Linked DNA regions of Homo sapiens: region 2 is linked to region 1. A link is a loop called in an ENCODE intact Hi-C map of the cell type or tissue named here. Cell type or tissue: PC-3. All regions are shown on one strand. Each heading gives the region's core, and the rest is flanking DNA. Links, peaks and the distances in the headings are about the cores only. Region 1 has its middle 95 kb from the start of TBC1D9. Region 2 overlaps TBC1D9 (TBC1 domain family member 9).

Region 1 (15,764 bases), core at 3,013-11,012:
AAACAACAAGAACTCTCCTCTCAAATGAAGCTGCTTCCATCTGTTCTACTTCCCCTAGATTCCCTGGAGTAGATGTTATTTCCCGGAGATTGCTACAGGGTTATCTCCCGTTGCATCAAGTTGGAGTCCATTTTCCCACCATCTTGAATCTGGGAAGGGGCAATGATAACGTTGACCAATAGACTATGGCAGAAGTGACATACATGTCTGTTCCAAGTATAGCCCTTAACTATCTGGCAGCTTCTGCTTCCTGCCTCCATGAAGCTAGCTACTGTGGAAGAAGTGCAGTTTCTTTAGGTCTACCATGCTGTGAGAAGTCTTAACTCTGTGGAGAGGCCCTGGGGATGAGACATCATGTGCAGCAAGAAGCCAAGGAGCATAAAAAAATAAGAAATGAGGGCGGGAGCCATCTGGAAGTGGGTGTTCCAGTCCTATCTACTCCAGATGATGTGACATGGATCTGCCAGCTAAGCCCTTCCTGAATTCCCATCACAAAATCCTGAGTAAAATAAAATGATCATTTTAAAAAACCATTGAATTCCAAGGAAGTTTATTACAACAATAAATAACCAGGACCCCTTCCCACTCTATTGTTGATATCATTTGGGATTATAGTTCCAGATTTTATTTACAACTTACAAAAATGGTGATTTTTTTTCAGACAGTTTTACTAATTTATTTCTTCTATTTAATTGCATTTTTTATTTTGAGATACCTGTAGATTCACATGATTATACAGATAAATCTTGTGTATTCTTTACTCAGTTTCCACAATGGCAACATCTTGCATAAATACAGTATAATATTACAAGTAGGAAATTGGCATTGATATAATCAAGATACAGAAAATTTCCATCACTACCAAGGTCCCTCTTGTTGCCCTTTTATAGCTATGCCCACTTCATCTTCTGCCCTCATTCTCCTCATTAATCTCTGGAAACCACACTAACCTATTACCCATATTCATAATTTTGTCATTTCAGGAATGTTGTAAAAATGGAATCAGGTAGTTTGTAACCTTTTAGGACTGGCTTTTGTCACTGAGAATAATTCTCTAGAGATTCATCCAAGCTGTTGTGTGGAGCTATAATTCATTCCTTTTCATTGCTGAATAGTGTTCCATGGTATGGATGTACCATGGTTTCTTTAGCCATTCATCCATTAAAGGACATCTACATTGGTTCTGGTTTGTAGCTATGACGAATAAAACAGTTACAGACATTTGTGCATATATTTTTGTATGGAATGTCTTCATTTCTCTGGGACAATTGCTGGGATGTATGGTGGTTACATTTTTAAGTTTTAAAGAAACTGCCATACTGTTTTCCAGAGTGAATGTATCATTTTATATTTCTATCAACAACATATGAGTGATCTAGTTTCTCTCCATTCTTGAAAGCATTTGTTGTTGTTCCTATTTTTAAAAAATTTAAACATCCCAATGGATATGTAGGGATAGCTCATGGTGGTTTTAACTTGCATTTTCTTAATGATTAATAATGTTGAACACCTTTTTATGTGCTTATCTGTCATCTGTATATCTGAAAAGCAGAATATCTCTTCATGTCTTTTCCCCATGTTCTAATTGGATTGTTTGTTTTTTTTATTGTTGAGTTTTAAGAGTTTTATCTATACTAGTCCTTTGACGGATAAGTGTTTTGTAAATATTTTCTCCCATTCTGTAGCTTGTCTTTTTAAAAAATGTTTTATAGGGTCTTTTACAAAACAAAAGTTTTTAATTTTGGTGATAGCAAATGTATCAGTTTATCCTTTTATAAATTATACTTTTGCTATGAAGTCTAAGAACTCCTTGTCTAGCAATAGAGGCCCCGTATTTTCTCTTAAAAGTGTCACAGCGTAATGTTTTACATTTAAATCTATTTTCCATTTTCAGTTAATTTTGTAGAAGGTGTGAGACTTAAGCCAATTTTTTTCTCTCTATGGTTGTCCAATTGTTTTAGCACCATTTGCTAAAAAGGCTGTTTTTCTTCCATTAAATTGTTTTTGCACTTTGTCAAATGCTGGTTTGGTATATTTGTGCGGGTCTATTTCTGTTTTCACTATTCTGTTCCATTGATTGATGTGTCTATTCCTCTGCCCATGCCACATAGTCTTTTTTTTTTTTTTTTTTTTTGACAAAGTCTTGCTCTTTGGCCCAGGTTGTGGCCTAGGCTGGAGTGCAGTGGCGCGGTCTTGGCTCACTGCAACCTCTGCCTCCTGGGTTTAAGTGATTCTAGGACCTCAGCCTCCAAAGTTGCTGGGATTAGAGGCATGCACCACCACACCTGGCTAATTTTTGTATTTTTAGTAGAGACGGAGTTTTACCATGTTGGCCAGGCAGTCTCAAACTCGTGGCTTCAAGTGATCCACCTGCTTCAGCCTACCAAAGTGCTAGGATTATAGGTGTGAGCCACTGCTCCTGGACCCATGCCACACAGTATTAATAAGTCTATAATAAGTCTTGGAAATGAGTAAATTGATATCTCTGACTTAATTTTTCATTTCCAAAATTGTTTTAGAGATTCTAGTTTCTCCTCATTATCATATAAATTTTAGATTATTCTTGTATATATCTACAAAAATTCTTGCTGGAATTTTGATAGAAACTGTGGTAAACCTGTATATCAATCTGTGGAGAAGTGACACTTGTTGAGTTCTTCAGTTCATGAACATGGAAAGCATCTCTATTTATTTAGTTCTTTTTCAGCTTCTTTCACCAGCATTTTGTAGTTTGTAGCATGTAAGTGAGTGGTGAACATGCTTTGTTACATTTACACTTAAGTATTTATTTTTTTGTTATTGCCACTGGCATTGTATTTTAATTTCAATGTTCATGGGCTCATTGGTAGCATATAGAAATACAATAGAGTTTTTGTATGTTAATCTTATATCTTGTGATCTTGCTAAACTCACTTATTAGTTCTAAGAGGTTTTTGTTTGTTTGTTTTTGGAGAGTCCATGGGCTTTTCTATGTAATCATGTTATCTGCAGATGGGGACAGTTTATTTCTTCCTTTCTGATCTCTATGCTTTTTATTTCCCTTTCCTGATTCATTGCACTGGCTGGAACTTCCAGCATTGTGTGGAGTAAGAGGGATGGGAGCAGACATCCTTGTCATGTTCTAAGTCTTATGAGGAAAGCATTCTGTCTTTCACCATTAAGTATAATGATAGCTGTATGTTCTCTATAGATGCTCTTTATCAGGTTGAGAAAGTCCCCTCTATTCCTATTTTTCTTTCAGGTTTTTTTTTCACTTGTGAGTGGGTATTACATTTTACTAAATTCTTTTTCTGCATTTGTTGATACAATCATGAGATTTTTCTTCTTTAATTTGTTAATATTGTAGATGACATTGGTTAATTTTTAAACATGATGCCAGCTTTGCATCTTTGGAATAAATTCTACTTGGCCATTGTCTTAGTCTATTCAGACTGCTATAATACAATACCTGAGATCAGGTAATTTAGTAGAAATGTATTGTTCATAGTTCCAGGGGCTGGAAAATCCAAGATCAAGGCACTAGCAGATTTGGTGTCTGGTGAGGGCTTGCTCTCTGCTTCCATAGATGGTGCCTTGTTGCATCCTCACATGACAGAAGGGCAAAGCTACTCCCATTAATCTCTTTTATAAGGGCACTGATTCCATTCATGAGGGCTTTGCCTTCATGACTTAATCACCTCTCAAAAGGACCCACCTCTTAATACCACCAAAATAGGGATTAGGGTTCACTATAAATTTTGGAAGGACACATTCATACCATAGCAATCACAGTGTATAATTCTTTTTATATTTTACTAGATTCTATTTGCTAATATTTTGTTAAGGACTTTTGCCTCTATATTCATGAGGAATATTCACCAGTAGGTTTTTTTTTTGTGCTGTCTTTGTCTGGTTTTAATATCAGGGTCATATTCGCTTCAGAAAATAAATTGAGAGTTGCTTGGATTGCTTCTATTTTCTGGAAGAGATTTTGTAGAATTGGTGTTGATTCTTCTTTACTTATTTATTTTTTTAGACACAGTTTCACTCTGTCACCCAGGCTGGAGTGCAGTGGTGGGGCTACTGCTTACTGCAGCCTTGACCTCCTGGATAAAAAATCTTCCCACCTAAGCCTTCTTAGTAGCTGGGACTATAGGCATGCACCTCTACACCTGGCTGAGTTTTGTATTTTTTTTGAAGAGGTGGGGTTTCACCATGTCGCTCAGGCTGGTCTTGAACTCCTGGGCTTAAGCTCAAAGAACCAGCTATTTGTTTCATTGATTTTTTTTCAATCATTTTTCTGTTTCCAATTTCATTTCTTACCTTGAAATGTTTTTTGAGAAGCTCTTCATCTTCACAATTTCATTGATTTTCTAATTTTTTGTAGTTTCATAGTTTTCTTCCTTCTACTTATTTTGCTTTTCTTTTTCTAGGTTTTTGAGGTGGAAGCTTAGATTATTTTTAATTTTAATTTTTGTGGGGAAGCTTAGATTATTGATTTAAGTTTTTTTCTTTTCTATTATGTGTATGTGGTGCTATGAATTTCTGTTGCTTTGAATTCACTGGGCTTTTTGATTCTGTGAATAGTGTTTTTCATTGGTTCTGAAAATCTTCATTGTCTCTTTAAATACTGTCCCTGCCTTATTCTTTTCCTTCTTACCCTCAGAGATACCCATTAAACACTTGTGGTATTCTTTATGTCCCTTACCTTTTTTTCTGTATCAGCAATCTTTTTGTCACTCAGTCCTTCATTGTGAATAGTTGTCCCCCCACTATTTTTCAGTATATTAATTTTTTTCTTCACCTGTGTCTAATCTGCTAATAAACCAATTCATCTACTGAGTTTTAAATTTTGGTATTTTATTACTTTTTTTCTGAAAGTTCCATTTGATCCTTTTCAAAAACTGTTTTATACTTTAAATTGTAAAAATATATGTCAGTTCATAGTTTCTCCTTCCTTTCAGATGTTATTAATTTTTAAACAAAAAATTTAAATATAGTTAATACAGTTAATTTATATAATTCTAAGACTTGAAGTCTTTGTAGTTCTGTTTCTGTGGTCTGTATTCTGCCAGATATTTCTTATGACATCTACTTTCTTTGTGTATCTGGCTATTTTTGGCTTAGTTTTGGACAAATTTTTTGATGCCTAATATGAAATTGGCTTTTTTTTCCCAGAAAGTATTTGTATTTGATTCTGCAAGGTATCTAGAGGCACTACCAGTTTAAGACAACTTTAAACTAAATTTAAGCCTTGAAATTACCTGGAAAATACAGGATACTCAGGAGAGTTTAACTGAGGTTGTGGTTCTGTGCTAGGACTGGTCTATGGGGGGGGGGGTCTTTACAGATTATTTAAGGGGTGAATCTCTTATTAGGCTTTCGATTTTATGTGGTTTCTGGGAGTTGATTTTTTTCTTCCAGTGCCAGGAGGCCACTAAAATGAAAATCCAGTATTTTTAGGGTGGATAACTACTCTCAGAGGAAAAGAAGCTTCTGTCTTCATTTGTGCTTCTGGGATGCTGACTTCTCTTCATGGTAGGTCTGGTATTTCCTTCCTATCTTGTCACTGCTTTGATTCTTTTAAGATACATTGTATATATTCTATCTATATTTATATTTTATCACATTAAATTGTTTTTTAGCTTAAATGACAGAAATGTGTTGTCTCATAGTTCTGGAGGCTAGAAGTTGGAGGAGATTAAGGTGTCAGCAAGGTTGGTTCCTTCTGAGGGTCCTGAAGGAGAATTTGTTCCGTGCCTCTCCCTAGCTTCTGGTGGTTTACTGGCAATATTTGGTGTTCCCTGGCTTATAGAAACAAGCAAACAAAAAAGAGGTTTTTTTTGCCAAAAGAATTTCTCCAAATAACCTGACTCAGCATTTCAGAAAACAGGATGGGCTTTGGTAAGGCAGTGAATGTCAGAGAACCTACACATTCTGGGCAAAGATACCATCTTTTATTGCTTGTCTTTCTGGCTTTACTCCCTCTGAAGTCAGCAGGATTTTTTTTCCCCATTGGAAGTAGTACATTCTGAAATCCAAGTGTTGTTTTTCCTGAGAATGTGTGTGTGGCATGGTCATTCCTTCAATCATTTATTCAACAAATATATGTTGAAAACCTGTGCTAAGCCAGGTCCTATGCTAGGTACTGGGATACATGGAGAATAAAAACATGGATCCTAATCTCAAGTAATTTGCAATCTAGGTTGGAGAATTGGTATTAATCTGACAACCACATAAGCAAACTATCAATACTAAACATTGTTTAATACATGGAGTAGACCTGTCATTAGAGCTATAATGGCCAAGTACAAGGTGCTATGTAAACGTTTAACTGGGATATTTAATCCAGGGGTGAGAGAAGTTTTCTTCAAGGTAAAGCTCTTGAGCTGAGATCCAAAGAATGAATTGGCATTAAATAGAAGGAGGTGAATAGGATAAGACCAATAAGGCTGTGTGGAAAACCTGTGCAAAGGCCCTGTAGTGGATGGTGCTCTGCATGTTAGAAATAGAAGATGTTAAAGCCAGTGGGGCTGGAACACACAGAGTGAGTGGGAAAGTGGTTTAAGATAATTCTGGAGATGTTGTCAGAGGCTAGGTAGAGCAGGACTTAGAAACCAATCAAGAATTCTCTTCTGTACTTGGGCTTATAGAAATGGGAGATCATTAAAATTTTTTATTGGGTCAATGTGTATGTGTGTGTGTGGGTGTGGGTGTGTGTGTGTGTGTGTGTGTGTGTGTGTAGAGGCTGCTCTTGCTCCTGCATTTAGATAAAGAATTAAATGCATGAGCTATCTTGTGAAATGCTATGTGGAATAGGGCATTAGTGGTCAATCAATGAGTATGTAAGTGATACTTCAAGAATATTTCTTTGGCCAGGTGTGATGGACCACACCTGTAATCCCAGTGCTTTGGCAGGCCAAGGTAGGATTGCTTGAGGCCAGGAGTTCAAGACCAGCCTGAACAACAAAGCAAGACCTTATCTCAATTAAAAAATGTATAAGAAGGACATTTCTCCAATATTACCTTTCAGGAACACATATCCTGAAAGTGGGATATGGCATTTCTAGTTTTATCACTTCAAACCTGCTTTTCATTTGAGCATATATGGTTTCAGCAATATCTAGGCCTAAGAGCATTCTGAAGGTCTCTGTTTTCTGGTATGGTCCAATATACCTTCTTTCTTCTCTGAAACATCCTCTACCCCCAACCACATTAGTTGGTGTTGTCTAATCTTCCTTTCTAACTGGAGAAGATTTGTGAAAGGTTTTTCTTCCTCAAAGTTACCCCTACAAACGCTAATCAAAGTAGAATCCAAAAAACTCTGTTCCCTAACGCCAGGGCATCTTTTCCATTTGATGGTCAACAGAGCCCCCTACTGGGAGAAACAGCTCAACTACATAAATACCAACACAAACAGCAAGCGTTCTGTAACGTTTGGTTCTTTACCCAGCCAATGTTTAATGTAATTACTGTGCCGTAGCTGAGACACCTACTCATTATTTTTGTGATAACTCTGACATATAATTACAAAAGATTAACTTTTCATTTGGCAAATTTTCCAGTTACTCAGTGTTGAAGAGTCATTGTAACAATTAATAAAAATCACAAATGTATAGTCTTAAAATATAATTGATGTCAAGAAATAATTTGGTTCAGTGTTATGTTTCAAGAAGACTAACATTTAAATTCTTCAGGGTACTGAGCTTTCTGTTTTATTCCTAAAATTTCCAACGGAGGACACTCCACAGTGTCATCAGAGATGAATTCTTTGCTTCTAATAATTCAATAGGTTGTTATATTTGATAATAGTATCTCCTTAAAAAAAAAACTCCTGTTAGAATGGTTCTAAATTTACAGAAAACTTACAAAGACAGTACAGAGAGTTCCTGTATTTCCATCACTCAGTTTTTCCTGTTGCTAACACCTGGCATTACCATGGTACATTTGTCATAACTAAGGAATCAACATTGGTACATTACCATTAACTAAACTCCAGAGTTTACTCAGATTTCACTATCATTGTAACTTTTCCCCTAATGTCCTTTTTCTGTTCCAGGATTTCATTGAGGACATCACATTACATTTAATTACCTTGTCTCATTGGGATCCTCTGGTCTCTGACAGTTTCTGTGACTTGCCTTGTTTTTGATGACCTTAGCAGTTTTTGAGGAATACTGGTCATGTATTTTGTAGAATGTTCCTCGGTGTGGAGTTGTCTGGTGTTTTTATCATGGTTCTACCAGGATTGTGTTATGGGTTTTTGGGAGGAAAACCCCAGTAACATTCTCATCACATCATATCAAGGCTACATACTTATGTATGCATCATTGTTGATGTTAATTTTGACAACCTGACTGAGATAGTGTTTATTATATTTCTCTACTGCAAAGGTGCTTTGTCGTTGTTGTTGTGGTTGTTTTTTGGAGTCTTGCTCTGGACTCAGCCTAGAGTGCAGTGGTGTGATCATGGCTCCCTGGATCCTCAAACTCTTGGGCTAAAGCGATCCTCCTGAGTAGCTGGGACTGCAGGTGCGTGCCACCACACCAGCTAATTTATTTTATTATTATTATTATTATTATTATTATTATTATTATTATTATTATTATTTTGTAGAGACAGGGTCTCGCTATGTTGCTTAGGCTGGTCTCAAACTCCTGGCTGCAAGCAATCCTCCTCTCTGGGCTTCCCAAAGTGCAGGTATTACAGGCATGAGCCACCACACCAGACTTGTTTTTTTAAATTTAAATTTAAATATCTTTCATCTTATTTTACAGAGATAAAGACAGAAACCTGTCAGCTTCTTTTTTCAGATGAGGGAGGATAATATATCATGGTGGTGAAGAGCAGCTTTTAGGAGCCAGAAAACGGATTAATGAGCAGTTTTGCCACTTACTGGCTGTGTGATTTGGGCAAGCTACTTTCTAAGCTTCATGATCAGAATTTGTAAAATGGGGTACTAATAGTACTTTCTTCAAAGGGTTATGGTAAGGGCGAAATGATATGATGCATGCAAAGCACTTGACTAGTGCCTGGTGCATAGTAACCATGCAAATGTTCACTATTATTACTAACGTTAAGATGACAGCAGTGATGATAAGCACTATGCATTTATTTTAGTGTCACTGTTATTCTTCAGAGTCAGTAGCAGCAAGTCCTCAGCAGGCAGTTCTTTCCATTAATATGCCAGCCTGGACTTGGTGTTTTGGGCTAAAAAGCTGAGCCTCCAGCATTCATTCAGTTACTAGTTTAACGATGTTCCCTGAGCTCCTTCTAGGTCCCCAGGATACATGGTTAAACCAGCAGACACAGTGTGGCTGCAGCCCTGTGAGTCAGGTGGAGAGTGTCCAGATAGAGGTGAGTGGGAGACAGAGGTCAGGGTTGGTTCCTATGGGACCCTGTGGGTAAAGTATAAGGACAGGCTTGATTATTTCTTCTTTAGTCTCAAGCCATCATTTTATAGGTGAAATTTAGTCTCCTCCAAGTTCATTACCATAAGATCAAAGTAGACCAACCAAATAAACAATTTTACTTGTCCCGCTTTCCTACTTTGATTTTGGTAGTTGTGCTATTGAGCTCTGAAGTGACTGGAATGGTAGTTTTCAAACTTTAGGATGAGGCCAGGCATGGTGGCTCATGCCTACAAACCCAGCACTTTGGGTGGCTGAGGTGGGAGGATTGCTTTAGGCCAGGAGTTTGAGACCAGCCTGTACAGTGAGACCCCGTTTCTTAAAAAAAAAAAAAAAATTACATTAAAAATTAGCTGGACATGGTGGCATGGGTCTATAGTCTCAGGTCTACTTGGGAGGCTAAGGCAGGAGGATCACCTGAGCCCAGGAGTTTGAGGCTGCAGCGATCTATAATCGTGCCACTGTGCTCCAGCATGGGCGAAAGAGTGAGACCCTGTCTCTAAAAACAATAACACCTTCAAGGTGCATTAGAATCACCTGTAGGGTTCCCTAGAACACTTACCCTATATCTTGAACCAATTATTTCTCGTATCATCAATCTTTCTGCAACCCTCTTCCTCACTGTGACTTGTTTCCTTATGTATTTTGAGCTTTTGGTGGTGAGTTTATATTCCTTCAAACTTGGTTTGTGAGAATTCCTTTGAGACCTGGTTTAAACAGTATTCCTCTAGTGAGGATATATGCATTCATTTCTACTAAACATTGAATGTGACTATCAGTTTGCAATAAGTTTAAATTCGTACTTTGGGTTTTTAGGTCGTATAAGTACTTGGATTCTGATACATAGCCCATGAGAAGGCTTGTCTATGGCTAAGGTATCTTGGGGTGTTGGAGGAGACTTTATCTTTTTCCCTTTTTAACTAGAACCAAGGCCAACACTGGTAAACACTTATATCAATTCCTTCTGGTAAGCATATTTTTTTTTCCAGTTTACCCACGAAGGGTGTCAATTCTTTTGGGTGCTGGCTTTGTGCTGGAGTCTCTGATTCTGAGCCTGAGCTTTGTCTCTGAGCTCCTCCTGTAGGAGCAGCACACGCCCTTCTTGTGGCCTGTTTTTGTGTGGCCTTTCAGCTAAGAATGGCTTTTACATTTTTAAACTGTTGCTAAGAAACAACAACAATGAAGTAAGTGACAAATCATATGTGGCCCACAAAGCCCAAAATATTATCTTTAAAATTGTATCTTTTCAGAAAAAAATTGTAGACCCCTAGATCATGAAAGCTAAATAAACATAGGCACCCAGGGCAAACTCTATTTCTGGTGGTCCTGTTCCCCTCTGAATAGACTAGTAGTTTCTTACTGTTTCTGGTGTCCAAGAATTTATCTTACATTCCTACCAGCTTAGCTCTTTGTCTTAAAGGAGGTGTTAATATTTTATCCATTGTTTTTAGGAGTTCTCTACTTGGAAGGTTCCTCTGGACATTGAGCACCTCTTAATATATGAAAAAGAATCCTCGCTCTTTACTTCCTGTCGAGCAAGTCTCAGTGCCATAGCAGGGCTATAAGAAGGGATGGCCTTCTTATGCACTGGCCTGTGAGCCAGTGCTGGGAAGTATGATATAACTGAAATGGGAGACTTCCCTTGCACCCCTTCTCAACACATGCGACAGGAGTGTGGCTCTCTGTTTGGTGAGTTCAAACCCCTTTTATGGGAGGAGGATCATGAAGATGGCAGGTGCAGGAACCAGAGTGACTGCTTTGGGGCTCTGGCCCCATGGCAGTGTCTAGGGGTGGGTGTCTGCGACTCCCAAAGCCCAGGTGGGTGCATGTTACAGTGTGCTCTTTTAGTCTTGCCCTTCTGGATGGCTTAAGGGTTAACCAGGTCAGTGGGCCCTCTGCCTTTTTGCAAGGGCAGGGGGCCAGCATGACAACTTTCTGTATCCTGAGCTCTTGTCCAGCCATCCCAAAAAATTGGGTCCGACATTAACTTGAAGGCTGAATGTGGGGGTTTTATTCAGTGGTGGTGATGGCTCTCAGTGGAATGGATGGGGAGCTGGACAGGAGATGGAGTGAAAAGATGATCTTTCCTTAGAGTTTGGCTGTCTAGCTGCTGATTCTCTGACCATCCCCAGCCAAACTTCTCCTGATGTTCCTTCTCTTCTCTCCCAGCCTGGGGCTTGGGGTTTATATGGGTACAGGACAGGGGGCGTTGTGGGCCAGAAGGCAACTTTTGGGTGCAAAAACAGGAATGTCTGTCCTTATTTAGGGCCGCAGGTATTCAGGCTTGAGGGTGGTACCTTTGCTGGGGAAACCACCCTCTTCTATCCAGTATTTCCATGACTAATCATATTTTGAAGGGGCGAGTCTAGAAAATAACACACATTGGGGTCTTAAAATAATGAGCTTCCTTGCATAGCTAAAATTAGCATTCTGTGGGGACTCACCTTGTGGGTTGTGTGTGTGTGTGTGTGTGTGTGTGTGTGTGTGTGTGTGTTTGCAGGTGTCCCTGCTTATATACAGTGGTTGCATCATCCTATTCTACTTCCAGTACTTCCAGACTAGACTTGTTCCTGTTCAGGGAGTGTTTCCTGATTATACATAATCTTCCTATACATAAACTTTCAGTTTTCTTTTTTTTATTATAGAGACAGGGTCTTGCTCTGTCACCCAGGGTACAGTGGTGCAATCATAGCTCACTGCAGCTTTGACATCCCTGGCTCGGCTCGGCTCAAGTCATCCTCCAGCCTCAGCCTCCTGAGTGGATGGGACTATAGGCACATGCCACCATGCCTGGATAATTTTTTAATGTTTTTCTAGCGACAGCGCTCTCACTTTGTTGCCCAGGCTGGTCTCAAACTCCTAGCCTCAAGCAACCCTCCTGCCTTGGCCTCCCGAAGTGTTGGGATTACAGACACGAGCCACCATGCCCAGCAGCTTTTCTTGCTTTCCATTCCTTATATTTTTGAGTGGTCAGGAGGTGCTTACCCATTTATGAAAGCAGCATGGTGCTGCCGAAGGAACTCTGGCAGTGGAGTCAGGAAAACCCAAGTTCTAGTCCTGAGTCCATCCCTCATTAATGTCCTCCCTTTTCCTCTCCACCTTTTTGTTTCAAACAAGGGAGATAAAAAAGAGGGAAAGAAAATATGATAAGAGGCAAATGGACTACCTTTAACTTTCCTTATCATAAAGGAAGCTCTGTGAGTCAGGTCCTGTGTGTGTTTAGGTCCTGGCATTATACCTCAATCTCAGGTAAAGGTCTCCTGAAATTATATTTAACTGGGAGTTTTGCTGGCATAAAAAACATCAGGTCCAGGCCCAGAGTGATGCAATTTTATTCTCAGGTCTAACTCTATTGTGTTCTAACATTCTCTAATTCACTTCTCTGCTCTCACATGTATTTATAGACATGGATACCATTGCCAAAGCTCTGAATTATGTTTTTCTCCTTAGAGATTTGAGACCCTTGGCTCCCATTAGATCTATAATATCAATGACAGCTGTGTTGTGTGTGTATACAGCTCTCATAGCAACCAAGTGCAGTTGCCCGCCAATGAAACCTGGCTCTGCTTTCCCCCTTGCCTATTTAGTAAATGTCCTTAAGAACAAAGAAGGTGGGAATGTTAGAGGGAGGCACAGCGGGAGTGATTAGTTTAAGGGTTATGACTAATCAGGCATGTTCCCTGTGGGGGAAGGTGGGGCGTGTCTTCCATAACAGGAAGGTCCGAAGAGATTGAGGCGTTTAATTTGTACCTCCCTGTATGCCAGCAGATACAGGCTACCACTGGTTGGAGATTTAGGACGGCACCTTCTTTTGCTAGGGTGCTGTGACTGAAAGCCAACAAGGGGAGATGCAATCACAGTGAGCAGAGGGTCCCCATGGTATCTTTGGTGGCTCGGTGGAAAGGTCTTTCTCCCTGATTCTTCTCACAGCCAAGAACAAAGATTTACAGTGAGACTTGGTGGAGGCTCTCTACTACCTGTGAGTGTGATGAAATAAGAGGTCAAATTGCTTCTGTTGTTGGATCACTAAGAATGATGGAACTAGTGTTTTAAAATGTCTCATAAAGAGGAGACCTCTCTCAGTCACCTGAGTTTCTTAATTGGTATTCACTCTTCTGTAGATAGTAATTACCGCAGAGCAAAAATGACTCATATTCTCTCCCTACCCTTTGTTCCCCAATTTGTTGCAATGCATTATTCAAGGAGATGAGTAGCACTACTAACACTGGCTTCTAAAGAATTATTAGACTTAGAAAAGAACTAGGTCGGGCACAGTGGCTCATACCTGTAATCTCAGCACTTTGGGAGGCCGAGGTGGGCAGATTACTAGAGGCCAGGAGTTCAAGACCAGCCTGGCTAACATGGTGAAACCCCATCTCTACTAAAATTCCAAAAATTAGCCAGGTGTGGTGGTGGGTGCCTGTAATCCCAGCTCCTCCTCGGGAGGCTGTGTGCAGGAGAATTGCTTTCGAACCCAGGAGGCGGAGGTTGCAGTGAGCCGAGGCTGTGCCACTGCACTCCAGCCTGGGTGACAGAGCGAGACTCCATCTCAAAAAAAACTAAAAACAAAACAACAATAACAATAAACAGAACTAAATATACTTCTGTGTCTTCTGAATGATGGTTTAGCTTACAGTCCTCCAAACATAGGTATTAACAGAATAAGAGTTAAGCGGCAAAGCTGACCCAGCTGGCCCATTACAAAGCTGTGGGGAGTTTTCTTTTTCTTTTTTTTTTTTTTTTTAGCTACTTAATTTTGTCAAAATCTGGGGTTGTAAATGTTCCATTCTCAAATGTGTGAATATGCTGCATTAAGTCTCAAAACAAAAGCCCACAAAGTGGAGTTTCTAGGTGGGATGGGGCCTCCGCCTTCAGGCACAGCATGATAGCAAGCCAGGCTGATGCCCAGTGAAGCCAGGCTGATGCCCTGGCATGCGTGTGACTCTGGGAAGTGCCCAGTGATCTCTCCCCAGGTCACACCCACCCCAGGTGAAGCAGGCCCCAGGCTAATACTGCTCACTGTGCATCACCTGACTTTCCCCTTGTCAACTAGGAGCAGGGACAAGAGAGGCAAGGGTCTGTGGAATATGCAAGATTTACAGCAAATGATGTCTGGCAGCTTTTTTTTTTTTTTTTAAAGTCTGAACACCAACATGTTCCACACAGTGGTCTCCAGTGTAATGTGGAAAAACATAACCCTTGATAAAATGGGGCTTTATTGTCAATCAGCTTCAGGAAAAGCTGAATTATAGAGTTAAATCAGTGACCTTACTGAAGACTTCTCAAAAGTTTTTAATAGCGGCCAGGCACAGTGGCTCACGCCTGTAATTCCAGCACTTTGGAAGGCCAAGGTGAGAGGATCAGTTGAGGCCAGGAATTAAAGACTAGCCTGGACAACAAAACGAGACCCTGTCTGTACCAAAACAAAACAAAACAAAACAAAACAAACAAAAAATTTATTAATAGCTAATATGAGTTGTATGAAGCCTTATCCCAACTTAATTGAACTTGGGAGCCTGCTGTAAATTCTAACATATCCCATCCCACAGAACACATTTCCTCATTTGGGGATCCCTGGTCTAGTGGAAAGATGATGGAAGTTGAAGTTGGGAGGGATGGTTTCCAGGTCCTAGGTAATAGCTTCATACCCACAGTGTCTGGGCAGATAAACATTGCAATAATGGAAGCATAAACAAAGTCTAAAGTGCCTTCTAATTTGGCATAGTCATGAATGTTCCCAGCAATCCCCTTAGAGTATCTTCCTGCCTACAAATTAAGCATAGACTGGCCCTGAGTAAAGCCTCCGGGCACTAATGTTTTCCTTATCTACAGCAGCTCCAGGAGGCCACAGCACTCAATACTGTTTGTGTTTTCTTTTTGCTAGCAAATTCTGTGAAACCCACAGCTCCTGCCTGGCCATGTCCAATCCTGGCTGCTCCTCAAGTGCATGTGTCAGGAGTCTCGGCTGGGCCAGGCACGGGGGGGCTAGGCCACAACCAAAGGCCTACCAGGTTCCAGTAGGTGAGGCCAATGAATAGAGGGCCATTCTCCTTTCCTGCCTTCCTTTTCCACCTTCCCAGGCCAGCAGGCTCCATCTTTTAAATTTTCTTCATATTCCCTTGCGAATCCCAAGGAATTGCTATTTAAAATCTTTTAGAAATATACTAGCAAATATAAAGAAGAAATCTGTCTGCCCCAGCCCATCTGGCAGACCCCATGGTATAACTCTGCCTAGTATAAACTTGCCTGAGATAGTCCATAAGCATAGTGCTCAGTTCTTGCCAGACTACACCTCAAGCTCATTTCACAGCCATTCTTCTTCAGAATTGCTAAAATCTCTTAATTCCCTTAGAACAGCAGAGCTAAGAGAAGGTT
Region 2 (15,764 bases), core at 4,342-12,341, 220 kb before region 1:
CTTAGATGGAATGAGTATTTTTTTTTGTTAACTTTTATTTTAGGTTCAGGGGTACATATGAAGGTTTGTTATATAGGTAAACTAGTGTCATGGGGGTTTGTTGTACAGATTATTTTGTCACCCAGGTACGAAGCCTATTAACCAATAGTTATTTCTTTCTGTTCCTCTCCCTCCACCCACCCTCCACCCTCAAGGAGGCCCCAGTGTGTGTTGTTCCCTTCTCTGGGTCCATGTGCTCTCATCGCTTAGCTCCCACTTACAAGTGAGAACATGCAGCATTTGGTTTTCTGCTCCTGCATTAGTTTGCTAAGGATAATGGCCTCCAGCTCCATCCATGTTCCCATAAAATACATGATCTTGTTTTTTATAGCTGCATAGTATTCCGTGGTGTATATGTACCACATTTTCTTTATTCAATTTGCCATTATGGGCATTTAGATTGATTCCATGTCTTTGCTATTGTGAACACTGCTGTAATGAACATTCACATGCATGTGTCTTTATAGCAGAATGATTTATATTCCTCTGGGTATATTCCCAGTAATGGCATTGCTGGGTTGAATAGTAGTTGTTTTTAGCTCTTTCAGAAATTGCCACATTGCTTTTTACAATGGTTGAACTAAGGTACACTCCCACCAACGGTATATTTGTGTTGTTTACTTTACAACCTCGTCAACATCTGTTCTTTTTTGACTTTTTAATGACTGGTGTGAGATGGTATCTCATTGTGGTTTTGAAGACAGACATGCAACCAACAAGCATATTTTAAAAAGCTGAATATCACTGATCATTATGGATAAGCATTTTAAGTTAGATAACTGATAACAATTATATTCCTTATTTTAAATATAGTCATTGATATACTACAAATTGTATTTCTCTCTCTATGTTTGCCTATAAAATTTATTTACTTAATCAAAATGGTTGCCTGATATAATTTCCCCTGCAAAAGTTGTCAAAAGAATAATGTTATTGCCTTAGGCAGGAACTCAAGCACAAAGATAAAAAGCTGTATCTGAGTATTTGCTGTATTTTATTTGTTCACATTTAGCCTATTTGAGGTTAACACTACTTCATTTGACAGTTTAAAAATCATCCTGTAAATAGAATAAAAAACAACAGCAGCAATAGCTAAAAAAAGGACACAATGTATAATAAAATAAAGGAATGTGTTGAAAGAAATATTCCAAAGAAGCAAAGGAAATGAGACCATGATTATGAATTCAACAATCAGAAGAAAAAATCGTCCAACATCTGTAAAAAGCAAAATCATAACAGTAATAAAAAAGAAGCAAGAATTCAAAGTGCAGGTGCGCTAGCTTTCATTTCCACATCCATTCAGGAAATAGAGCATACTATTCTTTTATATAAAGTGACAAGTTCTGTTTTTAAAACATTCAGTTACATTATCTTGCAGATTTTTTTTCAGTTTACATTATCTCTACATTGATTTGATGGAAAGATGGTCATATGCGATATGTGGTATAAATTTCTTCAATCTATGGAGAATACGGAAATGGTAAAGTTGACTGTTTTACTTATGTTTTTGCAGTAAGAAGCTAAACATCCAGTATCAGAAGCATCAGTACTTTTACTCTTTCAAAAACAAAAGCAAAGCAAAAGCAAAAACCTGTCATGAGCCCTCTGTCTTTGCTGCTACTTTCAGATTCTCTGTGACAAAAGACTGTTACTTTTCACTGAATTCTAATGAGTTGACGTAAATAATCAGAACAATTTCTTAAATGCAAAATTGGTCTGGTATCTGTCTAAATTGGTCAATACAAGTGTTATTCTGGAATCATGTAAAAATCACTTACTTTCATAACTGTTTAGAACCCCAAATGTTTTCCCTTTGAAGGGGAACATCTGTGGAATATGATTTTGAATAGAGGACTTCTATGAAATATATTTCAAATCTTAAAAATATTTTTAATACTTCCTAAAGTGGTATAGGATTTACCCTCGCTGACTATGCCTTCCATTTAAGAACAGTCTTGCATTTGTGGCTTTTCATTTTCCTTACAGCTCTAATTTTATTTAAAAAGCCTGAATACACAAATGACTGCTGCCTTACTTAGCATTAAACAGTACTATTTTTTAAACCATGTATACAGCTCAACAGCAAGATTAATAAGTTATAATACACACATATCACTGACAGATTCATCTTTTTGTTTTTTAGAATTCACGAAATAAACTGTATTCTGGTAAATCCCCTCCCCGCAACAAGAGTGTAATGTACCTACATTGAGGTGTTTAAATATTTCTCCAACAGTTTTCATTGAATTACATTATGAAAACACTAGGCTTCAAGCCAGGTACTAATAAATATTTAATTTAAAAGAAAGAAAGAAAAAACTCAACACAGAAGAACATAAAAAATCCCTCCCCTCCCTCTCCTCCCACTCCCCCGGGAAGGCGCCCGTGTCAGCCGGACATGGCCGAGATTTCATAGTCACTGGCCGAGGTGAGGGGCTTGCCCATCATCCGGATGTTTTTTGCACTGGTAATCCTGGCCATCATGCACACGGGCTTGTCAAAGTACTTGACCAGGGCAGGCTCAGTTAAGAGGGAGGCCAGGAACTGCTCGAAGGTGATGGCCCAGTCCCGGTCCAGGCTGGTGCTCCGGGGCAGTGCCGCCGTGCCCTGGCCGCTCCGCACCAGGACCGTGTCCTCTCCGATGTCCTCGCAGTGCAGCTTGTCCTCCTCGTGGGAGCCGGCACTCAGCACCGAGTATGAGGACATGGAGCTGTCGTCCTTGGTGTCGTCGTCAGAGATCAGCATGGAGGAGCAGGCCCCGTTGTCCCGGGGCGAGGAGTCCTCCAGCTTGATGTCCTCCATTTGTCCTCCAAGGGAGTGTTCCTCGCTGTCGGGGGCCAGGCTGGCCGGCAGGGGCTCAACAGACTCCACCACGTAAGGCTGGCCTGGCCCTTTCTTGGGGAAGAGCACGCCTGGGATGCCCTGGTGGCAGGACGGCCCACTGCCTCCGCTCCCGCCCTCCTTTGCAGGCTGGGCCACGAACAACTTGCCGACCTCCCCAATCTCCAGCAGGAGGCTGGTCACTGCTGCCGTGGCGTGGTACAGCTCCTGCTCATTGGGGTCTTCGCTGAACATGTTATACATTGTCTTACACAGTTCAATGAACTGCCCCTGAAAAGCGATTTGGAAAAACACAATGTGAAATCTTGGGGGAGCAGAAAGGCAGCACTGAAGTGGACTGTAAAGCCATTTAAATGAGAACGCCTAAAGATCCCTGGAAAGTCCTCCGCCTAGGCTGGATGGACATGTTTAAAGTCTCCTATTGATGTTTCTATTTTTAATTTTTATTTCTTTTTGAGACAGGGTCTCTCTTTGTCGCCCAGGCTGGAGTGCAGTGGTGCAATCACGGTTCACTGCAGCCTCAACATCCTGGGCTCACATGAACCTCCCACCTCAGCCCCCCAGGCACACACCACTATACTCTGCTAATCTTTGCGTTTTTTGTAGAGATGGGGTTTCGCCATTTTACCCAGGCTGGTCTTGTACTCCTGGGCTAAGTGATCCTCCTGCCTTGGCCTCCCAAAGTGCTGGAATTACAGGTGTGAGCCACCACACCCAGCTTATTTTCCCAATTTTTTAATTTGAAAATTTTCCAACATCTATGAAAGTTGGAATGAAAAAGTAAACATCCATGTACAGCTCACCTCGAGTCAAGAAGGACTATGTCATACATTTGGCTCAGTAACTTTTTTCTTGTTCTCTTTTCCCTTTTTGAAACATCTTAAGGAAATCCGAGACTCATCTATTTTCACGTCTACACACTTTAGCATGCACCTCAATTTTTCCAAGGTTAGCTCCAATCCCTCCTCCCACGACACATGCCCCATCTCCCTGGACAGAAGTAATGCTTTAGTGCTTTCAGTCTCCACCCAGATGACTTCTGTTCTTCAATTACAAAACTTAGCATTTTCAGCCTATAATTATTTATATTGTTTTTTTCTTCCTCATTTCACCAGGTTTTTAAGGAAAATGTGCAGACACCTTTATAGCTAAGCACGGTGATCTGAAAACAGCAATGTGTTTGTCTTTCGAGTATCTGAGGGTATTTTTAATGATTGCAATAAGATGCATTTACTCTCAAAATGGAATATGTTGTGGTTCACATTTCCTCTGAGGAAGTCGTTTTTTCACAATGGAGCATATTTTTGATGCATAAATACATGCACAAAATAGGTCCAAATGGATACTAAGTAAAGGCCCCAGTTATTATTTTTGATGGGTATTGAGTCTACATTTATCGATGACTTTTCAGTCATAGAAAAAAGAGTGTCCAGGTTTGAAGCGAATGATTTGAACTTTAAGCACTTACCTGATTTAATTTGGGTAAATCCTTTGCATTCTTTGACTTAGATTTATTTTCTGGAGTCCACAGTCTCAAATAATTACGATTTTCTTGGGAATTTGCTCTCTTCCCTACAACCCAAATGTCAAGAAATAAGTGCTTACAGGCCAAAAAACAAGTGTACAACCAGCAAGAAGGTAAACATATAGAAGAGAATATCCTTACCTTTGTCTGGCTTTAGGCTCACCGTAACAAAGCCATCATCTGCACCCTGTTTGCTTCTGCTATCCAATCCAACAACTACCAAGAAATGGTTCAGAAGAAAAAAGTAGAATGTTATATAATATGACCATGGAATTAGCATTTGTAGTGGAAAATAGAAGACTCTCTAAGTAGGGTTGCCTGATTTAGCAAACAAACAAACAAAAAAAAACTCCTCAAAACAAAACAAAACATTCAGTTAAATTTCAATTTCAGATAAACAACAATTTTTGGGGGGGATAAGTATAACCCTGACATTAGAGGGGACATACTTATACTAAGAAAATTATTTTGTATCTGAGATTCAAATTTTACTACATGTCCCATAATTTTATCTGACAACACTATCTCCAGGTAAAGGACCTCCGCAGAATTCTTTCTCACAGCTGGGGTTCAGTGTACAATAAAAAATTAATGGAGGGTCAAGCAGCGTGGCTCATGCCTGTAATCCCAGCACTTTGGAAGGCCAAGGTGGGCAGATCACCTGAGGTCAGGGGTTCAAGACCATCCTGGTCAACATGGTGAAACCCTGTTTCTACTAAAAATAGAAAAATTAGCCGGATGTGGTGGCACATGCCTGTAATCCCAGCTACTCGGGAGACTGAGGCAGGAGAATTGCTTAAACCCAGGAGGCAGAGGTTGCAGTGGGCTGAGATGGTGCCATTGCACTCCAGCCTGGGCAACTAGAGCAAAACTCCATCTCAAAAAAAAAAAAATTAATGGGATAATGCCACATAGCCTTTAGTACTTAAAAAATGGTAGTGCTTGCCCCAATGAATGTTGATTTCTCTCCTGTCTTTTCTACATTATCATTTAACTTTGCATATATGAGACAGATTTTTTTTGCCAGACCCTGCAAAAGATCCAGAACTCACTCTTTCAAGGAAATTAAAATCTATGTTGGCAGAAGAGAGAAAATTTTTTTTTTGCTAAAATGTTACATGCTATAAAACTACTTCAGATTTATAATTTGGTACTTCAAAAATATGACTTTTAAGGAACCCACTTATAACTGTTTTGTCTTCTTAAAACGAGACATTACAGGGCACATAGGGACTTCAAAATAGAGAGGTGTACAATGCCCTCAGTTTCCCATGCAGTTTGTTGGCTGTTAGGGTGCATTCCAGCACTTCTTCAACCACCCAAAGCTGGCTGGTCAGACAGAGATGTGGCCTTTACTGTATTACGTGTCAAATTAATCTCAGTAGCTTTTAAGACACAGTGAGGAAAGTGTACTATGTGTTGTTGGGAAATTCCTCCCCTCTTAATGTTGAAAATGATGTAGGCAACAAGTGGATTTTTAAAAAATATTTAATGTATGGTAAGTCCATGCAATGGATACTATATAGCCATTTAAAAACCACATTTTCAAAGAAATTTTAATGACAAAGTAATATTCTCACTGGATTTCAAGTAAAAAAAGCAGGATACAAAACTGTATAGGTAGTTTGATCCCAGTTCTATATACATATATCTGTGGTGTGTATGTGTACAATTTGAATAAAAAACTGAAATATTTCAAGGTGAATTATTAGTTATCTTTATATGGTAAGATTCTAAGACAGTTTTGGCTTACTTATTTTACCCGTACCTGAAACATTTCCATGCAAAGCAATAGCATCTTTGGCACTGGAAAACCTTCTTCAAAAAGCATATTTCAATGATATTACATGCTATTGGCATGTGACCATTTCTGAAGCATTTCTAAAACAAGAGAATCCCTTTCTGAGATGTATGTCTACTAAGAAATGTGTGGAGAACATTTTGTAGCCAGAATGTGACTGCTAATGGTATTAGGTTGGTGAAAAGTAATTGTGGTTTTTGCCATTACTTCCAATATATAATATTAAGAATATGTAGGATGCACTAAGACACTATGCAAAATGTCTTATTACATTCTCTTATTAGGTCCTAATTACACCCAATATGATAGCTATCATCTCCATTCTCCACACAAGGAAACTGAGGCTCACATAGGAACCTGCCTGCACTCACCTAGACAACACTATACATAGCTAGTGTTCTGTCCAAAGCTCCTACCCTCAACTTGTATTGCCAGTCATAAGACTGAGCCTGGCTCACTCTCTCTACAGAAATCACTTTGGTGCTTACAGTCTAAAAGTAAGGTCTCTTGGTGCAGGTCTCTGTTGTGCTTATTTGGGGATGGCAAAACTTAAGAGGCAAAAGAACCCAGGAGAAACCTACATTTACTTTTGGACTTAGGTGAGTTGATAAAGTTGACCTAATGATGAATTAGAAGGTAACTTACTGCAGTAGCAAGCCAAAAGACAATGCTAGATTAATGTAAGACAAAACAGTATATGAATTAATATATAAATTTGGAGACATATATGAGTTGAATCACATCTTTGTAGACCTATCATCCACAGAGAGCAGGAGCCAGCATATGTCTTTTGTAAAGGACCAGACAATGAATATTTTAACCTTTGTAGGTCATACTGTCTCTGTTTTAGCCACTCAATTCTGCAGCACGAAAACAGCCATAAGCAATACATATATAAATGAGCTTGGCTGTCTTCCAACAAAACTATTTATAGGCACTGAAGTTTCTATTTCATATACTTTTCATGTGGCAAAAATATTTTACTTTTGATTTTTAAAAACCATTTAAAAATGTAAAAAACCATTCTTAGTTCACAGGCTGTAAAAAATAGGTGGTGGGCTGGATTTGGCCCACGGGCTATAGTTTGCCAACTTCTGCTATAGAGCAAACACAGATATAAGAGAATGCTTTCTGACAGAAATGCTAGTTCCAATTCTGGATGGCTGCCTAACAGGATATTATTAATGAGGCTGATCCTGGCAGAAAGAGGGCAGCAAAGTATACAGCTCTATAGGACACAAGTTTCCTAACCTACTGGGAAACAATGTACATGTTTCCTTCAGTGGGCTGAGGTACCTACTGCCCAATAGTTGCCTAATCTCAAAAACTGGAAAGGAAAGTAACCAATTAAGGCAACCATATTTACATACTTCTTTGATTGACTAGCTTTGGAGGCAAGTCTTTTTCCAATAATGGAGGGCTCGGTAGAAAACAAATATAGTATCTTTGGTGAGAAAAGTCACTTACCATGTGTACATTCTGGGGTAATATCTTCAAAGAAGTACTGAGTTGCTTCAAAAGCAGAATCTGGTTCATCTTGATCAGAGGATGGCTCTAGGGAGGGGAGGAAACATAGTTCTCATATTGGTAGGGCCATGATCCAGTGAAAGTATGCTTAATTATTAAATAAAATGACATAAGTGGGGATGAAAAGCTAAAGTTACAAAGGTGGGATGGGGCCTTGAGTGCCTACTGTCTCTAAACCTTAGTGGAGGAGGTCACTAACTCCATCTAACTCCACCTTCCCTTTTAACAACCCCACACCAAAGTGTTCCTTCATATTTTCTGTGTTATGAAGAATTTTCCAAGTTGTATGGAATAATGCTATATTAACAAAATTTTAGGAAACTGTACGCTATAAAGAGAATTCCCAAATCTAGTTTTATCCTACCTCTATTGTTCGTGCCAATCTCATCTCATTTTTAAAAGTATTTGCTAGATAGATCCCAGCTGGTACCAACCTTGTTTAAAATTGAAAAAACCTCACCATTTTCCCCACTTGTTCCTGTCAATGTTCCTACGCTCCTTTTCTCTCTCACAATCCTTGTATCCCAGGTGTTACCAAGTGCTATTTATTCTTTCTTTTGCAGATGCCTGCCTGCTCTTTTCTGTTACCACAACTCACTCTTCACACAGGTAAATGACTATACAATCAAGTGCATGCTGATTCAAGAACTTATGGAAATTGTCATTGTTCAGTTAGTTCTTAGTGACTCATGAATGATGGTGTATATCAAAAAGAGGACGATCAGGTTACACCTAAAACAGAGACTTCAAGCCAGGTCATGGTTACAGACACAAGTACTGCTCCATGTAGCTCACTCACCAGGCAAGACGTGCATTTTGTACAGGAGTTTGAGCTTCTCTGTGAGGTCCCCATGGCATGCAGCACCTAGAAGTCACATAAGTACCAATGTGAAATGCATCACATGTGCTAATAAACTCCAGGCCTAGTGTTCCTCTAAAAAGTCTACTTCATACACATTCCAACCAAGACATTGTGTGGTGAAAGGCCTGGCCAGGACCTGTTTGGGTTAACAGCTCAGGAACCAGGATGGTTGGTTTCAAATCCTCTGCATGTACTACATACTGTTGGGAGAGTTAAACCCTCTGTACCTCGGTTTCCCCTCTGTAAGGTGAGATGATAATAGAAGATTCTACCAGTGATCTTGATGTCAGGACTCCACGAAATGTCAGAACTAAAAGTGTTAAAACATATAAAGCACCTAGAATAGTGCCTGGCACCTAATAAAATAGCTTTATTAATGAGAAAGGTCATGTGATTGGGGCACAACATCTTAAATAACTATTAGAGTTCAGAAATAATTTCAAGATGTGTTTTGATATCACTTCAAATTACTCATTCTAGAAATCCTTTTTAATTGTTTTTGAGCTCCTAAGTATTTCCTTAATTTATCTGAACCTATTGGTCATTATATCACCATAGCTTCAATCGGAAGAATCCTGTTGCTTTTCCCCTCAAAGTCCATATTTATTGCTAGAACCAGAAAATCCTTTGTAAATATATATTCTGAGAGCACCTAAAGATAAATGAGATTTGGAAAAAGAAGAAAAATAGGAATCATAGAATCTGGGTTGGAAGGGACCTTACGGGTTATCTTGTCTGACCTTCCACTTAATGTAGGATCTCCTCTCACACACCCCAGTGAGACAGGACTCCAGCATCTGCTGAAACATTCTCAAAGATGGGGAACTCAATACAACCAGAGGCATTTCATTCCAAGCTGTATTCTTTAAATACTGAAAGTTCTTCTGTAATTTTTAGTCTAATGACCCTTAAAACCTGTAGTCTCAACTTTATGAAGTCCGTGAACCCCTCAAAATGCAAAATTTTATTTATGTTCATATGTTACTTTGGGGAAAGAAAATGTCCATAGTCTTTATCAGATCTCAAAGAGTCCATGACTCAAAAATGGTTTAGAACTACTCCTCTTTCTCTTATCCCACTCTTTAAAGCAAAACAGAATGGGTGTCTCAACTCTTCCACACAACAATCCTTCAGATTTTAAGAACAGCTGTCCTGTCTTCCTCAAGCTTATCTTTTTGGGCCAACTTTATCTTCTCAGATTAGATCTTTCCAATTTTTTCAATTTTCTCATATGATGTGATTTGTTTATCCTTCCCTATTATTATCCACATCTACCTTATATGTTAATTTCTCAATCAATATCCCTCTGGAATGAGTTCAGAAGCCTCTTGACCACTCCAGGAAATAGGGGAACTGTTCCTGACTCTTCCATTAGTATAGCCTAAGTGTGAATTCAACTGTTCACACTCTCACAGTGGAGTTTCTTAATGATCACATGGTTAACTAAACTCCCGGATGTTTGCATGATTAATAAAACTAATCATGAAAATAATGACGGACATTAACCACCCACTCTGTGTTAAGCCCTGTGCCAATTACTTCATATGTATAATCCCACTTATATCTCATAACAATTCTATAAAATGGGCACAATTATTACTCCTATTTTACAGATAAGAAAAATTGGGCTTATTGAGGTTAAGTAATTTGTTCAAGGTCATAAGTGACAGGTCCAGGATTTGCACCTGGATTTGTCTGACTCTAGATTCCATGCTGGAAACCACTATTATACTACATGCAGACATCCTAGGTAGTTCTTTAACAATTATTTCTTTAAAAGTAGAACTTATATTTATCCTTATCAATTTTTTTTCACCAATCATTTTGTAACAGTGAAACAGCAAAAGAACCAACATAACTAATTCAAGTTTTGTTTAAGGGACCTTTACCTGCATGTAGGCTAGGATAATTTTAGAGCACTAAGATAATATGCAAAAACAGCAATCATGTAGTTTTAAAAATTAACTCTGATATTGAAGGAGAAGTATGCAAAAAACCGTTTTGTTAAAGATCCATGGTAGCATTATAACCTGACTGAAGACAAAGAAGTTCCCAACCTTCTCGGACCCCTGCTGGTGCCCAGATATCTGCATTGTCTGTCACCTCTTGATCCCAACTGCTTCTCATTCCCCTGCCCTTAACACAAAAAGAGCCTAAAATCTGTACTGACATAAGATGGTAGTTTAGGATGTTAGTCTGCCATTTTCGTGATTTGCTGGCTCTCAGAATAAACCTGGTTTTCTTCCCACCCAAGAAACTCTTGTCTCTTGAGTTTGTTTTTCGAGTGGTGAGCAGCCAAACCTGGGTTCAGTTATAATTTCTGCCTATCATAATTTTTAAAAACCTACTTTTGTCACCTAACATACCCTTGGCTATCTCTTCTACCTTCATGTGGCCCCACCCATTCAGTAAGTGTACTCTGCCTTCATGGTTCAAGGTGTCCGCTGAGTCCAGTAGGGGAGAATGAGTAATAATCATAGTGACAATCATAACCAACATTTTTTTGAGCCAGACACACTTCTAGAACTTTACTTGAATTGTTTCATTTAGTTTTGATGGTTAACTCTATCGTGCAAATAAGGATGCAACTGCAAAGAGTCCAAATACTGGGTCCAAGGGTACTAGTGAATGCTCTCTCAGTTGAAATGAACTTATTGCCCATCACACTTTTGGGTGCAGTGTTCAGCCAGTTACACAATCACCAATTTCCATATACTTTCACCTTTTCCATTGGTAATGAATTATTTATCCAATGACCGGCTGCATCACAACTCATTATGCTATGTTTATAAACTCTAAGTTTCAGCCGCACTGTTGGAGAAAGAGATACAGCTAATTTATGGCTTCTGACAGAAACCCCTCATTTCTTTGTTTGTTTGAGATGGAGTCTTGCTCTGTTGCCCAGGCTGGAGTGCAGTGGCACGATCTCGGCTCACTGCAACCTCTGCCTCCCGGGTTCAAGCGATTCTCCTGCCTCAGCCTCCCAAGTAGCTGGGACTACAGGCGCCCACCAGTACGCCCGGCTAATTTTTTGTATTTTTAGTAGAGACGGGTTTCACCGTGTTAGCCAGGATGGTCTTGATCTCCTGACCCCATGATCTGCCTGCCTCAGCCTGAAACCCCTAATTTCTAATTCCACAAAGACCATCTATCTGTTTAGTAATTTCTAGAGGGATCTCTCTGGGGATTGATATAAAATTACTGATACATGTTTTTCAGAATTCATTTTTTAGTTTTTCTTTTTTTTTTTTTGAGATGGAGTCTTACTCTGTCGTCCAGGCTGGAGTGCTGTGGCACGATGTCTGCTCACTGCAATCTCTGCCTCCTGGGTTCAAGTGATTCTCATATCTCAGCCTCCTGAGTAGCTGGGATTATAGGGACCTGCCACCACGCCTGGCTAATTTTTGTATTTTTAGTAGAGACAGGGTCTTACCACGTTGGCCAGGATGGTCTTGAACTCCCGACCTCAAGTGATCCACCCACCTCGGCCTCCCAAAGTGCTGGGATGACAGCCATGAGCCACGGGGCCTGGCCCATTCTTTAGTTTCTTTAAACACAGACAGAATTTCTCATTTCTGCTTGACTTTCCCATCTCCATAACTATAACTGACCAATGTAACTGACAACAGCTCTGCAACCACATCTGAGAGTTCTCCCACTAATCTGGGGTATAGTTTACTTTGCCCAGGAACTCAACTGCATTTTGAAGTCTAAATATTCTTTTCCAGTGTTTTCTCTATGCTGGACTTCAAGACTCTTTTTCCTTCTTGAAGATTTTCAAAAGCATTCTCCTTACTGGAGTTGACTGAATTTAAGTAAATTAAATATTTTTGTTTATTTCTGTCACTTTCTACATGTAGAACCCGTCTCTTTTTTCTCCTCTTTATTTTTGCCCAAAGGTTTTTTTTTTTTAAATATCTCTTTTGATGGATACCTATATGACAAGCAGTAATTACCCTGGAAGTAAAGAAGATTAGCATAGCGTCAAAGGGGTCTTTAGTGTTATCTGATTTGTGCCACTTTTTAAAAAAGCAGACTGTACTTATATATCACTTGTGTAACTAAAAATTAATACTGCCTCCTTCTTCCTAAAAAATGCCCTTTTGTTATCCTCAGTACAGAGTAGTGAGAAAAGGATAAGCTTTCAGGACAGATAGCCATTGTTCGAATCCTGGGTCTAGCATGTATTAGCTGTGCCTCTCATTTCAGTTCAATAACAGATATTTATTGGTTTGCTAAAAACTAATGTTCCAACAAGTTACTTTAACTTTTCTGAGCTTCTATTTCTTTAGCTAAATATGGAGATAATAGTAGCAAGCAGGTAGGTAACGAAGCATAAGAGTAACAGCACAAACTGTGCCTCTTGAGTACGTGGAATCAAACACAAACTTTATACTTGCATGCCCTTAGACAAATTAAATGCATGTGAATTGTGCACATAAAAAGCATTAGGGCAATGCCAGGCATGCAGTAAATGCTGTATAAATGTCAGTTATCACTATCATTATTACACCTAAGAGCTGTTGTTTAGATTAATATAGTAAAAGTTCTAAAGTATCACAACAGTATCTGCACTCTAAATAAATGCGAGTTCTCCCATGTCCCCTCTTTTAAGCGTATAGATGAGTACTTTATACAATTTTTGTTTTAACCTCAACGGACCTTACCTACATATATCCCTTCCCTTTTTAAAAAACCATCAGCTTCCTCTGGCCTTTATGTCTTCTAGATATAACTCTCACAGATTAAAGACGTTCTTTAGAAATGCTGGCTCTATGCCTGACATTTTCTCTTTCCTTGGGTACTTCTTTTTAAAGCATATGGCCCAAGGTCATAGAGTAGCACAATTAGAATTTTAAAAAAATTGTTCTTACCTCATTCTGGCATAATGCCTGCTATACTCTCAACCTTACGTCAAGTGGGCCAGGCTCCACTACCATGAAGCTTTTGTGCCCAGTTATAAAAAGAACAAGAGTCCAAAAAGGCAGTCATATGCAGGGCAGTGAGCAAACCAGACAGGGAGCTGGTAGGTAGCTGCCCTCATGCTGTGGTGAGGTGTGGGGTGAGGCTGGGCCTGCTCCTGCTGGAAGGTTCCTCCTCCCAGCAAAAGGGAGAGAAAAGACTTCCATTTAGGCCGCAGGGCTGCTGTGATGCTCCTTTATTAAAAACATTTCATAATGTTTTATGAAAGTATGAAATTACATATAAAATTTACTATGAAATAGATGTTTTATGCAATTATATATAATATATTCAATAAAATATTCTATTTTTTTTTGTCAAATAGTAGTAATCCACCAACCCAAACATTTGTCTCTTGTAAAACTATCTCGTCTGTGGTTTCAGTGTTTATGTTGGCATTTCATTGTCTTGTGAATTCTCTAATAATGTACTTTTAACTAGTGTTGAGGGCTGTCTGATGTAGAGGCAACGATTTATCCATATACTATGTTCATGAAAAACACATTTTATAATCAGTTTGCAAACCTCCCCTTGTGCTTCTGTAGCCCTGAGGGCAGCATGGGCAACACTAGGCACAACTCCAGCATCCCATCCCAACTCATGCAATAGTACCACGTCCTTACTTAGCCCAGAGACAAACTCCCGGAAGTTAATCAAAGAGTCTCCATTTTCATCTAATAACTGGAACAAGCGGGAGGCCAGAACGTCAGAGTGAGTTCCACATGCCCAAGGAAAGAGAAGAGCAAACATTCCCTTGAACTGCTCGAAGTCAATGCGATACTGTTCCAGGTAGGGCAGGCTGGGGTCATGCCGGTCCAGCGCGTTGCTGCTCCCGCCCCAGTAGCAGCTGGTGAGATGTTCTGCCTGAAAAAGAATGGATGATCACTGGGGACCCTCTTTTGCAGCAAATACCAGAAAGAAAACGCCCATCCTCCAGTTTGGAAAGGGCTTTAGGTGAATCTGTGTGCATCCCCTGGGGCAGGGCTGTGGCCTCAGGGCCCCCTTGGTCTCTTAGTTCTACATACACCTCCACTTGACCAGCCCTTCACTGCCTCCACACCAACCACTTCTGCAGTTTACATCTGGAAGGTCTGCTTCAATTACTGGGTGTAGGTGAAGAAAGAAAGGGAACTCTCCCCCACCACATTCTCTTCCCCCTTACCTACACACTCACATACATTTTAGAACTAACTCCCATAAAGAGAAAGAAATTTTTTAGCTTAAATAGAATGCTACTTGAAAAAGATAGGAATTTAGGTAATGTGACCGCCTTGTTTTCTAGGTGACAATGGTAAAATCCAGACTTTATGTGGCTCATATGAGGTTAACCAACCAGTTAAAGCAGAATCATGATGAGATTTTGTGTTTCTTAACTCCCGCTTTAATGTCCCATGTATCATACATAACCCCCTGCTTCCCTGCTCACCAAAATCACATAAATAAGATCACAGTCACACAGTATTCAACCTACAAGTGTGTGGTCATCCAATTTCACACATCTGTGAATAGCTCTAGAAAAATTATCAGCGTAGGAACCACTCCGGCGAGCAGAATAGAGATCCAGACCCAGCAAAGGGCTTCCTGTTGCTGGCCTTGGAAAAAAGGCAGCCTCTTTATTCATGAGGTCATGGTGACTCTGGTAGAAATATCCACTCCTTTTAGGAAGACCACACAAAAAAGCATGCGCTAGAAAGTTCTGAAAGAACACCCTCAACCCCACACAGGCATTTATAGTTAACTCTGGGTGGCAGGTGGGGGAGAAAGGAGGAGCATAAAAAGGAGGACTTCGTTTTTACTTTTTCCATATTGTATTGTCTGAATATTTCACTATAAGCACGAATAAATATGGTAATAGAAAAAAAAAACACCTTTGGCCAGGTGCAGTGGCTCATTCCTATATTCCCAGCACTTTGGGAGGCCAGGCGAGAGGATCGCCTGAGCCCAGGAATTAGAGAACAGCCTGGGCAACATACTGAGACCCTGTCTCTATGAAAAAAAAGTTTAAAAAGTAGCTGGGCATGGTGGCACATGCCTGTAGTCCCAGCTACTTGGGAGGCTGAGGTGGGAGGATAGTTTGAGCCCAGGAGGTCAAGTCTGCAGTGACCCGGGATGGTGCCACTGCACTGTAGCCTGGGTGACAGAGTGAGACCCTGTCTTAAAAAAATAAAACTAAAAAAGAAGAAAGAAAAATTACTTTTGAAAATCCT

What was found. Hi-C counts contacts between places; a loop is a spot of excess contacts. Peaks named below come from ENCODE experiments on the same cell type or tissue, not always from the same donor. Only the 100,000 strongest peaks of a DNase experiment are listed, where the experiment ranks them.
Region 2: a loop joins it to region 1, with 10 times the contacts of the local background. A loop is called at or near these places in 35 of 110 quality-filtered maps.

The regions. Positions count from the first base shown.
Region 1 is chr4:140,843,870-140,859,633 of GRCh38, forward strand. No RefSeq gene overlaps it. Among named protein-coding and RNA genes, the nearest start is that of TBC1D9, 95 kb to the left of the region's middle. In PC-3, for the core only: a CTCF peak has its summit at 7,344 (motif pointing left); a DNase peak (open chromatin) is centred at 7,352.
Region 2 is chr4:140,619,768-140,635,531 of GRCh38, forward strand. TBC1D9 (TBC1 domain family member 9) reads right to left here. Exons shown (of 21, transcript NM_015130.3): 16 at 14,181-14,421; 17 at 8,533-8,598; 18 at 7,674-7,760; 19 at 4,547-4,621; 20 at 4,349-4,452; 21 at 1,015-3,150. The coding sequence ends at 2,428. Among named protein-coding and RNA genes, the nearest start is that of UCP1, 59 kb to the left of the region's middle. In PC-3, for the core only: a CTCF peak has its summit at 7,412; a DNase peak (open chromatin) is centred at 8,444; H3K27ac peaks cover 270 bases.